3 separate regions of the Homo sapiens genome follow, and regions 1 and 2 are each linked to region 3. Evidence: chromatin contacts called from ENCODE Hi-C or POLR2A ChIA-PET data. All regions are on one chromosome and are shown on one strand. The core of a region is the stretch at or near the end of the contact, and the rest is flanking DNA. Distances in the headings are between cores, read along the strand shown.

The links. Hi-C counts contacts between places; a loop is a spot of excess contacts on that map. ChIA-PET counts read pairs that join two places held with the same protein, here RNA polymerase II (POLR2A). Pooled maps may share reads with other maps.
Region 1: a map of endothelial cell of umbilical vein shows a loop between it and region 3 (3-fold over the local background). The contact joins the promoter of LINC01094 here to the promoter of ANXA3 in region 3. A Hi-C loop is called at or near these places in 5 of 168 maps with a recorded cell type or tissue (Caco-2, IMR-90, endothelial cell of umbilical vein and 1 more) and 10 of 50 pooled maps. POLR2A ChIA-PET finds 5 or more read pairs at or near these places in 2 of 52 experiments (MCF 10A and activated CD4-positive, alpha-beta T cell).
Region 2: a loop to region 3 is called in a map of heart right ventricle, with 2.3 times the contacts of the local background. The contact joins the enhancer-like site here to the promoter of ANXA3 in region 3. A Hi-C loop is called at or near these places in 1 of 168 maps with a recorded cell type or tissue (heart right ventricle) and 9 of 50 pooled maps. POLR2A ChIA-PET finds 5 or more read pairs at or near these places in 2 of 52 experiments (HEK293T and activated CD4-positive, alpha-beta T cell).

Annotation. Positions count from the first base shown.
Region 1 is chr4:78,644,017-78,647,685 of GRCh38, forward strand. LINC01094 (long intergenic non-protein coding RNA 1094) reads left to right here and starts at 1,978. Exons shown (of 3, transcript NR_038308.1): 1 at 1,978-2,247. RefSeq lists an enhancer at 1,615-2,814.
Region 2 is chr4:78,660,268-78,663,935 of GRCh38, forward strand. It overlaps LINC01094 (long intergenic non-protein coding RNA 1094), which reads left to right. Exons shown (of 3, transcript NR_038308.1): 2 at 2,651-2,705. Among named protein-coding and RNA genes, the nearest start is that of LINC01094, 16 kb to the left of the region's middle. Within about 2 kb of position 1,729, at least 5 of the 41 ENCODE cell types and tissues checked have a DNase peak (open chromatin) inside an H3K27ac peak, as active enhancers do.
Region 3 is chr4:78,549,471-78,553,019 of GRCh38, forward strand. ANXA3 (annexin A3) reads left to right here and starts at 2,300. Exons shown (of 13, transcript NM_005139.3): 1 at 2,300-2,389. RefSeq lists enhancers at 2,665-3,416, 2,720-3,549.

The DNA.
Region 1 (3,669 bases), core at 728-3,227, 94 kb after region 3:
AGGTATTAATTAATCTGATTTAATTAGAATGAGTCAAATTATATTCAGAAACCCCAGTGAAAATTTTAATAAGAAATTTCTTTTCAGAATATGACTTTGATGCAATTTTACTTTTTTCATGAGGTATGGACTGAGGAAGAGGAAGGAAGAGAAAGTAGGTAAAAGGAAATTTTTTTTTGCATTGCCATACTGTTAACCAAGACTAAAGACCAGAAGCAGAGAAATGGAATAATTAAAAAGTGATGACAATGTAATATTTAGGCATGCTGTCACACAGAGTCCAACAAAATGGTTTTAGAAATTATCTTTAATTCTTTTACTTACTGGGGAAAAAAATAATCCAGAAAACTATAAAGAGATAAATATTTCCTATTATCCTGTTGTTTGAAAATAACTACAGTTAGTATTTTAGTATATAGCCTATTCTACTGTTGCAAAATAGGTGCATTTCTAAGAAATCTCAACTTATCAAAAGAATGTAAAGAAACAGGTAACACTGGTTGAAATTGGAGAAGGATGGCTGGGGAATAGGGATGGAACAAAAATTTCTCATTTAGAAATACTAGCATGTGCCTTTTAGATTTTGTCCTTTAAAAGTGTATCTCCTATTAAAATTAAGCCAAATTGCAATTTAAAACTAACTTTTTTAAAAAAAAATGTTTTAATGGGAACAGAAATGTTAAAACTCACAGTAGAACAGAATTTTAAAAATAGTAATTTTAACAATAAATTTGTTTTCATAACCATAAATGTATTTGGTTATTGCTAGCTTTAATTTTAAAAAGGTAGATCAAAACCTACAAAAGGAAACACAAACTTCCTTACACTTTCCGCCACGTATTCAGCACCGTCTAATGCCTCATCACTGTTGCCATGCAGGTCTGCCTGCAGTACAGTCCATTACAGCCAGGGGAAGCAGCAGCTTTTTATCATTTCCCAGTTCCCAGTCAGTTCTGGTTATTACTAACAGTGATTCATTAAATTATGTTCAATAAGCAGCTAATTGTGCTATGTCCAATTTTTGTTAGGGACACTTTAACTGTAGGAGAAATTAATGCCTGTATAATTTTCCAAATGCTTTCCCCAGGCGTGTATACATATACTTTATATAGAAGTTATCTTTTTAAATTTGTTTTTACCAAAAAAAGAATCATAATAAACATACTACTTTAGAAGGTTTTTTTCACCCAACAAAGCATTTTGAAATTCTTCTCATTTTAACTTACCAAATTTCACCTTATCTACAATAAAAGTTTAATCCCTTATGAATGAGATTTATCTTTCAAAAAAGAAATGAATTTGCTTTTCTCCTTTCATACTGCCAGTATTTTCAGTATCTTTATGATGTTACTATACGAACATAAAAAATCAGTGTGATTCCATTACCATTTAAAGCCAGACACTAAGACCAATGGAGGCTGATATTCCTGTAGGCCATAGCAACCCTGGGAAATCTTGCCTTTGCTGAAGCTATACCAAATCCAGAAGTAATTGAAGTCCCCCTAAGGTTTCAGGTCCCCCCAAAGAAGGCAGGAGTTGTGCATTACTCAGCATTCTCAGATCTATTCTAAAGCAGATTATTTTCTTAGATTTTGATTCAATTCCATGCAATTCAAGCATTTTTATTTAATAAGTACAAGGCATTGTGCTCAAGGAGAAGTGTACAAGCTAAACTGGATCATTCTAATTTTCCTGAACACTTACAACCTCGTAGGAAGACATACATACATAAGTAAGTATGATACAAGGAAAATTTGTAAGACAAAGTAAATAAAAGTATTATAAGAAACACAGAAGAGGGATAGATTACTTTAGGCTGAGTGAGGTGGCTTTTGAGTTCCTACTAGAAGGGTGTGTAGGATTGTGACTAGAAGAGAGAGGAAGGTCTGGATGGAGCAACAAGAGTCTGGGCTATTAACACAGGTTTGAGTCAGGCTGACCGGAGCTGTAAAGCCCTTCTCGTTCTCACTGTGTGTTCTTTTCAGTTCTGTCTTCCTGAGGCTGCTGTTTCTGGGCATGGCCAGGGGATCTTCAGACTTTACAAACCAGTTGTGCAGAGCCAGGCATTTCAATAAGGAACAAAATGCTGAGTAACAACATGAAGTCAGAGTGTTGCTTGCCAAGAGCTGGGAGGCCTGGGTGGTTTCCCAATCTTAAAGAAGCAGAAGGATATTAAAGTGAGCCTCCCAAAGGAAAACGTGGATCTACTTACCAACGCAGAAAATGATACACACGGATTCGATTTAGGTAAGTGCACCCCCTGTGATGACTATTGGTCACTTCCAGATCACATGGACTAACTGTAGGTCTCAACTATTTTGACTTTTTTTTTCCAGAACAGACTAATACATAACTAACGGCTTACCTTTGTGAAAAATATTTTATGCACTGTAGAACAGATAATTTTCAGTCCTGGGCCAAAGGGGGAAACTTTGGAGAGAATTAAACAGGAAATGACTCTGCTACAAAGAATTCAGGAGCATGAGTGAAGTGAATAAACAATCCAGGCACGATTGATGAATTCTAGATGTCCTGGGAATAACAGGGCTTGTTGCCAGCTCAGATGGGTGAAATCCTACTCTGATGAAAGGCTCCAGGGCTGCAAGGAGACCACTCCTACATCCATCACATCAGTGTCACAGGTTTACCACCTGCTCAGCGATTATTCAACATCCTAAGGCCTTTTGCCCCATTACACACGTTTGACCACTTAGTCCAGGAATGAGGTACCAAATACTAGGGAGATCTCATAAAGCCTGCAGCTAAAATAAGCAGAGGAATCAGAAGCTGGACAGAGTGACCCAAGGAGGACTGGGGATAACTCAGGAGTTCCTTTTTTTTTTCTTTTTGAGATGGAGTCTCGCTCTGTCGCCCAGGCTGGAGTGCAGTGGCGCGATCTCGGCTCACTGCAGCCTCCGCCTATTGGGTTCAAGCAGTTCTCCCGCCTCAGCCTCTCAAGTAGCTGGGACTACAGGCACCCACCACTACGCCTGGCTAATTTTTGTATTTTTAGTAGAGACGGGGTTTCACCATATTGGCCAGGCTGGTCTCAAACTCCTGACCTCATGATCCGCCCGCCTCGGCCTCCCAAGGAGTTCCTTATTTTAATATTTGCTGAAAATTCTCCACCATAATTTAAACATGTAATGATAAGAAAAATATCTGCTTCTGACTGAATATTTAGAAAACACAGAGCTATATAACATAGAAAAAAACCCAAGTCGACCACTGACAAATAATTATTAGGACTATTTCTTTTCATTCTGTGTTCTCTGCACATATGAAAGTAAAAAATTGGAATCATATTGTATATACAGTTTTATATTAATTTTTTTACATAGTCACTTTAATAACAATACATATGCTATGTTATCACTATAGAATGTAAATTCAGGTTAGACAAGAAAATTTCACAAGTGTAATAAAGCATTCTAATTAGCTGGGCGTGGTGGTGTGCACCTGTAGTCCCAGCTACTCTGGAGGCTGATGTGGTAAGATTGCTTGAGTCTGGGAAGTTAAGGCTTCAGCGAGCTGTGATCATGCCACTGCACTCTAGAGCCTGGGTGACAGAGCAAGACCCCATCTAAAAATATATATATATAAATTAAGCATTTTGCCTTTTATCAAAGTTTGTGTATAGTATCTGGCCAAACCCGCTTGCTCATTAGT
Region 2 (3,668 bases), core at 479-2,978, 110 kb after region 3:
ATTTCCTTCCAAACATATTACAGTTGTATAAGCTATAAAATATATTGCTATAAAATGACTCACCTATTTGAAAATCCTACTGCATAGAGTTTCCACAGTTAGAAAACTGGTATGCGAAAATGTGAAAGTTGGTAAGAATCAAGAAATAGTTTTTTAGTACCTATTGTGTGTAAGGTATTATTACATAATCACAGAATTATACTATTATTTTGCTTTTTGCATAGATTTGCATTACCTAGTCAATATTTAACTGATTTATTTAACCTTTGTAAAACAAATTCAGAATCTCATACTGAGACTTAGGAAGTATATACAGTAGTTCCCCCCTTATCCGTGGTTTTGCTTTCCATAATTTCAGCTACCTGCAGTCAACCACGATCTGAAGATGTTTAAGGGAAAATTTTGGAAATTAACAACTCATAAGTTTTAAATTGTGCACCATTCTGAGTAGTGTGATGAAATCTCACAGCATTCCGCTCAGTCCCTTCCAAAGGTGAATCATCTTTTGGTCCAGTTATCTGCACTGTAGATGCAACCATCTAGATTATCAGATTGAAAAAACATAGTATAGACAGTCTAGGGTTCAGTACTATGCACAGTTTCAGGCATCTACTAAGTCTTGGAACGTATCCTTCAAGGATAAGGGGGAACTATTCTATTCATAAATTCATAGAATTTTAAAGCTGGAAGAACTCCGAAGGGAATGAAAATCAGTGTCCTAGGCTTTCCTTAAAATGCTAGGTAATGTCCTAAGGAGCTTTTGAAATTTTAAATTATTTTTAAAACACTTTATAAAAGAAATTTTTTAGTCAAATATATCAGTGCTCACTAAATCCCCACCTATTATAAGAATTTACTCATCCTAGCAATGTCAACTTTAGGAAGCATAAGAATAGAAACTGAGATAATATAAATGACTTATTCAAGGGGAATGGCATTAATCAGTCAACAAAGTGAGATAATCAGTAGAGCATCTGAAAAAATAAGACCTCTCATATGACCTGTTTGTTTATTTCTGTTCCCAGATGACAAATATTTTTTGAATTCTGCCCAGCTCCTCTTGGGGTAGACAAATATTAAAACAGAAAAAAGTGGCAAGGTGCTTTTGTTCAGTGTGGGCTCATGGGGAAAAGTCCTATAATATTTTCAGCTGGTCACTATGAAGGCAGCCAGCAGTGAGCTCAGCCGACATTGTTGTGGGATGGCACTATGACATCGATTAACGGAAAACTGAATGTTGAAATTATGCAGCAGAGGAAAAGAAAAGGAGGAGGACAATAACAAAATTTTCCAAACAGAAAATCACAAGGTCCACATAGGAAAAGTATAGTTTTCAAACTCCAGAAGATATTTGCAAACACCAGTGAGCAAGCTATGAATCTTGTTTTCCCATAGGCCCTACCATCAGTAGAGATCCCAGGTAGAGCAATTTACCTGCACATTGTTGCCAGGGAACAAGGGAAGGCGAGTCAAACTATTTGGGGATTTAGCTGAGCTTTGAAATAACTGAAAAGCTATGCTTCAATTTTTAAGAGTTCATCAGGTAGGATTTCTAGGATTGTAAGGTCCTCACTCTAGAACTTCTGAAAATAATCAGATGAATCGGAATTAAAGAACTAATGGCCTTAATTGTGTCTAAATAGGAATGAAGTAACAATGACTGTCATCATGAGCTATTCTCTTCTATGGCTCTGGACGGTCTTTTTTTTTTTTTTTTTCTGTTCAGAGCTTCCTGCTTGGTGTTTGCCTAAGTAGGGAGGAAAGCCATTGTTTGAACTTTGCAACAACAGATTGCAAGCTAAGGCTTTTCTACACTTTGTTTAATTTTCCTGAAATGTTCCTTTTTACAGAAAAGATCTGTTGTTGACCTAGCATGCTTTTTGTCTTACTCAATACTCCCCTGGGGATGTAGTTAAAACAACACTTAGCTGTAATTCTCCTGGGTGGAGAAGTGTTTGGTGGTGGCAATGAAACTAAAGCACAGATTTGAGCAACTGTGGGCTGTTGACTTTATGCTAGCCTTTCATAAAGAGAAACCTCAAAACACCGTGGCCATTCAGCAAACAGTGTGAGTTTCATCTAAGCCTGGCTGGCTTTGCCCTTGCTATCTTCGGGCTAGAATGATCCTAACCATCAGTGTCTTTGTGTCATGATGCAGAAAGTTGGCTAGGACATAGGAGGATAATGCTGAAGTATAACTTCTGAGTGGGGGAGGGAATCAGGCAGAGAAGTAAAGCTCTACACAATGGCTAGTGCTTCTGTATTATGATGTGTGTTCCAACGGAGGTCAATCATTGTGCATTGTCTCTAGGGAGTGAATACAGCATATTATTTTGGGGTAGAAATTGAGATTTCTTTTGGTGGTAAAATATACAGAAAATAGAAACTCTCTGTACTTGATTTCTTTAAGTTTATTTAAATACCTTCAAAGGTATTCTTCTATGAGAAGGAACATGACATAATAGGACTCTAAAAATGAAACTGTTTTAGTGATGGAAATTTTCCATATCAAATCTACTATAGCCACTAGGATATATTACCAAAGTTTTTAAAAATTCTTGTGTGCAGTGAACTTTGTTGATTGCCTACTCAGCAAAAAATCATCTCCTGTGTTCCTAATGAACCTCAATTTTGCTTTCCTCTCTTCTAGTCATGTGCCTGGGAAAGATTGATGCCAGCTCCAGAAAGGCATCCGAATGGTCTAAGTAATGCCATCCATCTGTCAGTAATAGATTCAGAAATGGGTATGTGATTCAAGTCTGGCCAATGAGATGTATGCAGAAGAGTGCTGGGTATTCTGGAAAATTATCCCTTGTCATTCAGAGATCCACAGGAATCCAGCCTTTTGCTCCTTGAATGGGATAAGGAAGCACATAATCCCAGTTGCTCTTCCAGTCATCCCAGACCCACAGCCCTGCTTTAGCCATCCTATAGCCATCATATATTCACAAGGGGAGAGCAACTGAGGACAACACTGTGGATCCTTGTGACATAACCAAGCCAGTGAACCAATCAATACATTTATTTATTGTTTGAGCCATTGTAGTTGAGCTTACGTTACTGGCAGCTGAAAGCTGAAAGTTATTCTATCTGCCAATCCTCATCTTGCACGTCTCTTAGTTTTGCTCTTATCTCTCCTTTTCCTCTTTTTCACACATAAATCCCAATCTTTGTTCCAACTCACACTGTCAACACTCTGACCTTTCCCTCTTGCTTTCTTTTCCTCTTCTCTCTGTCCCTCTCCCTTTTGCCTTTCTTTCTGCCAGTGCTACCCACAGGTATATCTTAAATCTTATTAGCCATAGCCATGACCAAAGACTAGGACCACCACTAGGTATAACTGGATTAGGTGGAGTTTTGCTCATTTGCCCTCCTTTGTACTTTCGACATCAACATCCCTCACCCCTCAGCAATTCTCTCCACTGTGCCCCACTCCATATAACAAAAAGTCTTGTGTGCTCTGAAACATCCACCCAAAAACTATATTTTCACTAAAATTCCTTTGGTGATAATGCCTTAACATGGTGGTTTCCAAAGCTTTTTAAAACCATAACCCACATTAAGTATCCTCACTCAGTATACACAGAATATACACATAGGCACTTGATATAGTCTGGATATTTGTCCCTGCCCAACTCTTATGTTGAATTGTAATCCCCAGTGCTAGA
Region 3 (3,549 bases), core at 1,050-3,549:
TGTATTCAGAATAATGAAACTTTTATTAAATAACCTTTTCTGAATTCTTTTTCTGGATAACCATAAACCTGGATTCTAACAGCATCCTCTAATATTTCCTTCCAAGAAAACTCATCCTTTGGGGAAAAAATAGTTTTATAATATGCCATAGCATGTTTCTAATATAAATGGTGGTAATTGGGCTGTTGATACAACTAGAAAAACTCAAAAAATGATAAAAGTGCATTTGTTAAAGTTACCATCAGGAAATCAAAGAAGTTAAATCCTGAATGGTTTAAACAATTAAAATAAAGCCTACATGTAAAACATCACCTGTTACTCATTTTCTTCTGGCTATAAATCTAGCCCTATGACTTCCTAGTTGCCTGGAATACAACTCGTAGAACTTACTGAGTCCCTCTGAGCCTGTGTCTGTATCTGCAAAATAGAGGCAATCATACCTAATTTACAGCTAGTTGGTAAGCATGACATAGATCACGTACGTCAAGTGCATTACCCAGTGTCTGGCACAAATAATAATAAATATTTTCCCCCATTTCATGCTAATCTCAGAATTTTTTGAGGTAACATGGGATTTAACAGTTTATTGTGGTGAAGTCTGAATGGGAGTCAGGAATTACTATGCAGAACAGAATGCAGAACACCATCCTATCTTCTCTCTTGCAGAAAGCCCATCACTTCGGATTTGTAGATCTGAGAGGGCTCCCAGGGCACTGGCCTTTTAAGCATGACCACTTCTGCCTTCTCCGTTGTAGCTCCTCTTAAACCAGTGGTTCTCAAACTTTAGGATGCATCAGAATCACTTGATGGCGCAGGGTTTCAGGGAATTTGCATTTCTAATGAGTTTCTAGGTCCCAGGACTCAGCCTTAAGGACCAAGACTGTAATCTCTTCAACTCACACTCAAGCAGCTCCAGCCATGCTTATCCTCTAAAAATCCTCTGTGCTCCACCTGTTCACCCTACCTCCTCTCAACTCCTAGAAACCAGTGATTTTTTTTACTGTCTCCGTAGTGTTGCCTTTTCTGGAATGTCATATAGTTGGAATCATAGTGTGTAGCATTTTCAAATGGGCTTCTTTCTCTTAATAATATGCATTTAAGTTTCTTCCATGTGTTTTTATAGCTTGATAGCTAATTTCTTTTCAGTGCTGAATAAAATTCTATTGTATAGATGTATCACAGTTTATTTATCCATTCACCTACGAATTACATCTTGGTTGCTTCCGACTTTTGATACTTAGGAGTAAAGCTACTATAAACATCCATGTGCAGGTGTTTGTGGAGGTAAGTTTTCAAATCCTTCGGGTGAATACATAAGGGGCCCAGTGATGACTGAGTGCAAGCAATACTTTTTACTTACGTGGTCTCGGATAAATCACTTCACTTTTCTAAGCCTCAGTTTTCTCTTCTGCAAATTGTGATAAAAATAGCACCTCCTAGAGTTCCCTTGAAGATAAAAGAGGTAAGGTATTCAAGCACTTCAATGCCTGATACTCAATACATGGTAACTTTTTCTACATCCTTCAGCACACAACTGCTCATAATTCCCTCATACGAGTAGGGCTTTAACCTTTTAGCCTCGATGATTTGTTTTGCTCTTCCAAATGCCTAGAATGCCCTTCCAGGTTACCGTCTCCCTGAGCCTTTGGTTGGAATCCTCATACCAGAGGGTCAACACGTTTAGTAGAGGAATTACTGAAATAGTTGGGTTCCAAACACTAGCTCTGGCATTTACCTTCTGTGTAAATTGGCTGAAGTTACCCAACGTCTCTGTATCTCAATTTCCTCATCTATAAAATGGGGATAATAGTATCTACCTCATAGAGTTGTTGTCGGAGCCATTTTAATGGCAAAAACCGCAATTACTTTTGCACCAACCTAATAAATCCGCGCATATTCTTAAAGAAGTTAGAACAGTGCCTGGTACAAAGTAAATGCCAGATCAATGTTATTAATGTTAGGTGTCCGCCACCTATGCCACGCAGTGAGTTCCTTAGGTATAGGGACAGTCTAATCTCCGAATCCACACTGCCTAGAACAAAATAAGCATTGCAGTACATTTGAGAAAGTAAAGGTGTAGTGGAAACCGAGAGCGAAATGAGGGCGTAGGGAGAAAAGGGTGGGGAAGCTTAGAGACCGGTGAGGGAGCAGAGCTGGGGCGCCTGTGTACAGGGATAGAGCCCGGCGGCAGCAGGGCGCGGCTTCCCTTTCCCGGGGCCTGGGGCCGCAATCAGGTGGAGTCGAGAGGCCGGAGGAGGGGCAGGAGGAAGGGGTGCGGTCGCGATCCGGACCCGGAGCCAGCGCGGAGCACCTGCGCCCGCGGCTGACACCTTCGCTCGCAGTTTGTTCGCAGTTTACTCGCACACCAGTTTCCCCCACCGCGCTTTGGGTAAGTTCAGCCTCCCGGCGCGTCCCCGCGAGCCTCGCCCACAGCCGCCTGCTGACGGGTGGCTTGGGGAGGTCGCGGCGCCTCGCCCAGTTCCCCCGCGAGTGCAGCTCGACCCTGGGCAGGGCTGGCGGCTGGCGCCCGCGCCCGGCCCCAACCCAGCTGCGTGGGTGGGGAGCTGGAGGGACCTCAGTCCTGCATTTCAGAGTCGAGGAGACTGGGCCCACGGGGGGGAAAGTGCCGTGCCATGGGTGGGTCACCCAGGTCTTGGTGGGGCCCAAGCTGATACTCAGCTGTCCTCGCTCCCTGAAAGCTTCGCTTATTACAGCTAGCAGCGTAAGGGATCCACTTAGCCATCTCGGCCTCCCCAGTCCTAAAGGTCTAGGGGACAGAAAAAAGCTGGGAGTCGGAAGGTTCCTCGGGTCCCCGGCATGGCAGACGGGGCTGGCTCAGAGGTCTGCTCTGTGGACTTGGAATCGCACCCATCCTGTGAGCATCTTCTCCCCCTCACATAGGCAATTTATTTTATTTTACTTATTTTTTTTAGAAGGTAGAAAACAGTGGATTTGCATATTGAGGGTTGGAAGTTCAAGAAGTTTGCTTTTTCCTGAAAAGACTAACCGTTTTCTTTGCAACAGAATCCTATTGACTAGATATGAATCATTCCCTTGGTATTTGAGTCACCAGGTGGAAGATTTGGATACTTGATTGCAGATGACCATATATAGGAAAGTATGCAGGTGCTGGGAGGTTCTGGGTCGCTGGAGGCCCCTCTGGCTACTGATACGAAATTGCATAGCCCAGGCCGAATTCTTTCCAAGGATTTGTGTTCAGCACTGACAGCAAGACCCTGCCCTCCGGGAAAGATACATTTACTATGTTCACCAACATCATTTTTTAAAATGTAACTAATTAAAACGTTACTCCATGAAGATACCACCTTTGGTTTTCACGAAGACGGAAAACTTCAGACTGACCAGAAAGGGAATTTTTAAATGTAAAGAAAACCAGAATCTTGTTCCCAGAACTCTGTGGTTGTGTAGAGAAACCTGTTTAGAAATAACCGTAGAGGAGGAAGTAAAAGGAAATGATGTAATCCCTTTCAGGAAAGGATATATTGAAATTCTGTTTAAGTCATTTGGCCTTCGCTGTGGAGTAATTCT